Regions from separate parts of the Homo sapiens genome. Here region 2 is linked to region 1. Evidence: chromatin loops called from intact Hi-C (ENCODE). Cell type or tissue: dorsolateral prefrontal cortex. All regions are shown on one strand.

What was found. Peaks named below come from ENCODE experiments on the same cell type or tissue, not always from the same donor. Only the 100,000 strongest peaks of a DNase experiment are listed, where the experiment ranks them.
Region 2: it touches region 1 in a loop (2.8-fold over the local background); 8 of 110 quality-filtered maps call a loop at or near these places.

Annotation. Positions count from the first base shown.
Region 1 is chr10:59,095,598-59,098,097 of GRCh38, reverse strand. No RefSeq gene overlaps it. Among named protein-coding and RNA genes, the nearest start is that of CCEPR, 80 kb to the left of the region's middle. In dorsolateral prefrontal cortex, no CTCF peak of the experiment used is centred here; a DNase peak (open chromatin) is centred at 1,307; H3K27ac peaks cover 2,500 bases.
Region 2 is chr10:58,961,857-58,964,356 of GRCh38, reverse strand. No RefSeq gene overlaps it. Among named protein-coding and RNA genes, the nearest start is that of LINC00844, 36 kb to the left of the region's middle. RefSeq lists enhancers at 1-380, 381-882. In dorsolateral prefrontal cortex, a CTCF peak has its summit at 1,159; DNase peaks (open chromatin) are centred at 376 and 1,156; H3K4me3 peaks cover 787 bases; H3K27ac peaks cover 2,453 bases.

The sequences.
Region 1 (2,500 bases):
CCATCTGGACTTACAGTTCCACATGGCTGGGGAGGCCTCACAATCATGGCGGAAGGCAAGGAGGAGCAAGGCACATCTTACGTGGATGACAGCAGGCAAAAACAGAGCTTGTGCAGAGAAACTCTTGTTTTTAAACCATCAGATCTTGTGAGACCAATTCACTATCATGAGAACAGCACAGGAAAGACCTGCTTCCATGATTCAGTCATCTCAAACTAGGTCCCCCCCACAACACGTGGGAATTATGGGAGCTACAAGATGAGATTTGGGTGGGGATACAGAGCCAAGGCCATATCACTAAGTATTGGATAAGTGCCTACTATCCGTCAGGAAATAAGAAACAAACCCTCACTAACCATAAAAGAGTTTCTAAATCTAATGAATAGAACACAAAACAAGACTTATTATCAGATCATATAGGTTTATTTTCAAATTAGCAGGATTTACTAGTGTTTCTCAAAACTGGAATCTATGTACCCCTGTCCACAGATATATTTTTACACAGGGTCTCTTTGTGAATTTTTTACATTTTTCTGAAAACCTTTAAAAATTAATTAATATAAACATATTATTGATTATTTTGGTGGTAACGTACATCTGAGTACCACCACAAGATTTCAGTGCCAAAGTTTACATATTTGTACTTGCGATTATGATTGTGTGAAGTCCAAGTTATGTCACTTTTATTTGTGCTTACTAATTAAGATTAACAAATAAGTGAAGCATTGAAGCCAACTAAATGCAAATTGACGTCAGAAGGCTGTATGAATAGTTGAAATAAAAAGCAGTGGAAGAAGAATTTGAATTATCACATGGAACAAGGTAATAATAGGCATGCTTATCTCAAACAATGTAGGATGTTATGGGGGTCTCATATTCATACTAAAGCAAAGGAAAAAGAAATGCACCAAAATGATGCTGTTTATTTGTCAATTTTATTATTTTTTGTATTTAATTTGTAAATGTATCTTGTTCCCATTGTTATATAAATGACATAAGGTAAGAGTTTATATTACACATTCTATGGCCTTTCTAAAGTCACTTATTGGTTCTGACTTATTGGTTTTTGTAGATTCTTTTGAACCTTCTGCATAAGCATTTCATCTGCAAATAGTTTATTTCTTCCATTCCAATCCAAATGGCCTTCTTCTTTCTTTCTTTTTTTGACATATTGGATTGGCTAGTACAATGTTGAATGCAAGTGATGACTTCATATTGATGACAATCAACTTTTATTCTTGGTACAAGTCTGTCTTTCTTTGCCTATAGGCCCTCATCCAGCATCACTCTCTGCGGGCTTACAGAATGTTTGATCCACTGATCACATAACACTGCACAGACCAAAGGACCCATTTTAAAGCAAAGGAGGTACAGCAGTGGGCATATGACGATGAGATCTACTGGTTGTGTCTCATACTATAACATGCAGGAGCTGCAGGACTGAAAGAGTGGTGGAACTGTTTGTTAAAATGCCAGCTTATAAATGGTACCCAATGAAGATGAGATGCTGTCCCTGAGAATACAGTATACACTCTAAATCAAAGACAATTATACAGTGCTGTGTCCACAACTGGTAAAATCCATGGGCCAAGGAACCAAGGAATGAGAAAGGAATAGCCCTGCTTCCCATCACTGCTAGTGATCTACTCAGGGGAATTTTGCTTACCGTTCCCACAACTCTGAGTACTGCAGACAAATAGGCAAGAGGGACAGGCAAGCGTCCCATTGACCTCCTTCTTCCAAGGCTCCTTCTAGTAAGGGACCAGCTGGCAAGAAAAGAAGTTAATTAACCCTAATTATTAGGTGATAGGGTTGTTGTTACACTTGGAGGAAACACTATGAATAAAACAAAAAGACTGGTAGTCTAGAGTACAAGCTCTCAATGTGAGTTCAATTGCTTTTTTTTTAAAAAAAATCATCGTTTTCAACAGGGGCAGAGGCTCACTCTGTATATATCCAGACCTATTGAGAGAACACAGCTATAATACATCAAACATTTGTCTGCACATTTAAGGGAATGGAGGAGAGAGGAAGAGCAGCAGAAAGGTTACCAAAGCAGGGTGTATTCATCCATTCTCAAGCTGCTATAAAGACTGGGTAATTTATAAAGGAAAGAGCTTTAAATTGACTCAAGTTCCATATGGCTGGAGAGGCCTCAGGAAACTTAACGATCATGGCGGAAGGCACCTCTTCAGAGGATGGCAGGAGAGAGAATGAGTGCAAGCAGGGAAAAAGCCAGACACTTATAAAACCATCAGATTCATTCATTATCATGAGAACAGCATGGAGGAAACTGCCCCCAGGATTCAATTACCTCTACCTGGTCCTGCCCTTGACATGTGGGGATTATAGAGATTACAATTCAAGGTGAGAATTGGGTGGGGACACAGAGCCAAACTATATCACAGGGTAAGAATGACTGGGATATTCAAGTTCATATAAAAATTTTAATTATTCTATCACTTATTAAGCAGCACATTGATAAGTGCATAGAGGGAAA
Region 2 (2,500 bases), 130 kb after region 1:
CCAACCAATCTATAAGGCTTCATTTTGGCACTTTGGCTTTCACTGTTTGATTTAACCAATATTTACTGAGCATTATGTACCAAGCCCACTGCTGTGGAAGCTGAATCCAGATCTCTGATGCCCTCCCTTAGCAAAGAGTTGAAAGTTGGGGGAACTCAGACAACAAGTGATTTTTCTAAAGAGCATTAGTTTGAGTCTGGTTGAAAATTTGACAGTGCCGTTTAATGGGAGGATTCTGTGCCATCCAACTCCACTTAAGCCCTTAGCTAAGCCATCAAATGGCCCCATTCATGCTGCAGCTGCAGAATTCCTGAGGCCATGCCAGTGGGCCCCAGGAATGCAAACGAGGGCTCGGTCTTGGCTTCTGACACCCTGTGAGCTTTGAGGAAGAACAAGTAGGCATTTGTTAGGGGAAGGCCCACAAAGGCACCACAGGAGAGGGGATTGAATGCCCCATGGGATTCCAGGCCAAATGCAAAAGGCTGGTGTAATCTCTGCCACCACAGCTTGTGTGACCTCACTTGCTCGCTGGCTGTGGGGGCAGCTGATAGCCCAGCCTGCTGAGGCAGGGTCCCTAAACAGAGCAGGGGTGGCAGCTCTTCAGGAATACAGTCTGTACTCTATTACCCACCAGGTAAGGATTATGTGAAGCCAAGCCATGTAAAGGAAGCAAAGACTTTGAAAGGCAAGAGGAGGATAAAAGCATTTTTTTTCCTGCAATCTCTGGGACATTCCTCCCATCTGTACCCAAGAGGGAGGTAGTGAAAAAAGAACATGGGTTGCAGGTAGAATAACCTTAAAAGGCTTACAGAAAGCAGCAGAAAATCAAACCATTTCTAGAACATTCTTTGTGAAATTCAGTTCTCCCCATAACTCAGATATTGTCAATTTGCTCTTGAAGTTCGATTTTGCTGTAGTTGCCAGTGATATGGTTGCTTATATTACCCAAAGGCTATGTTCTGACATCATGGAGCAGCACCCCCAATGGCACTCTGGGTATTAGCACCTTTACATATTATATGGTGACTTAGACTATGCATACAGAACAGAATTACTCAGCCTCAGCACTGTTGACACTTTGCACAACGTAATTCTTTGTTGTAGGGGCTGTTCTGTGCATTTTATGTGTTTAGTAGCATCTTTGGCCTCTATTCAGTAGATGCCAATAGCGCCCCTCCTGGTCATGCTGTTGAAAATATCTCCAGGAATTGCCACCTGTTCTCTGGGGACAAAATTGCCCTCAGTTAGGAACCATTGGTATAGAGGAAAGGTGGAAGAAGATTTTGTTTTAAAATCCTTCAAGAGAACAAAAGAGGAATTGTTAGTCTTTGTTGCTTACAATTAGTAGTTTCCCTACAGGAATGAAGTCTTCAATACCCGTAGAGTTGCATAGGATTTTTACCTTCAACATAAAATAGAAGTCCTACATAATAAGAAAACAGCAAGCCACAGTTACCATTGGTTGATTCAGTCAAATCAGCCCAACAGTTTGTTGATGTTCACTGGACATTGTCTTCGCTTCAACTATATGCTCACTATTGTTCTAGGTGCTCGTGCAGTCCACACACTGTCGGAATAATTTGATTAAACAATAATGCCCAAAAGATTGCCTTTGGGAGGGCTTTAATGGTGTTACGCAGGAAAATAATGGAGCTGTAGAATACAGAAGTTATTTTCAGCTGGACCCTGAGGTGGAAATGACTTTTTCCATGCCCCAAAGTTTCAAAATACTTCTCTCATTGTCATAATGCACAAAATATGGCTGATCACACAGAGAAAGCATAACTGTGAAAGTGAACCCAGATATAAGAATTTAGGAGCCGGGAGAGACAGAAAAACAGAAAGACAGGCAGATCTACAATAACAAGCAGCCAACTTAATTAAGAAGAATATCAAGCAGTCTGCATTTTAGAAAGCAGAAAACAAAATCCTACAGAAGCAAGAGATGAAGCCTTGGTCTTTTGAACAACTTGAAAAATTATATCAGCAAAAATGTAAGAATATTCTCTGAAATGTAAACTACAAGGGCAGAGATTCTTTCTTCTCTTTTGTTCATATCTTTACCTAGGCCTTTCTCCCTAGTGTCTAGAACAATGTCTGGTGCTGGTAGGTACTCAATAAATATTTGTTAAATGAATTCTGCAATTATTAATAACGGACCTGAAATAAGAAACCTAAGTGTTGTCTATACTCTATGGGATCCACAGAGAAGAACTAGACTATGTTAGCACTAAGATTATTACCTCAAAATGCTCAAAGACCAGTAAGCATATGTCTACATAACTCATGAGATAACTTGAAGGGGATTCTAATGACCAATTTTAAACAAATGGAGGGGGCAAATGAAAATATTGGATATGTACATTGAATAAAAACTAATCCATAAGTTCACAGTGATAAGGAGAAAAAAGAGAGATGGAACAAAATATAGAGAAAGCTCTTTTTTTCTTTATAAAAGAATGCCAGATAGTAAATAGAATGATAGAATTAGGAAAATCTC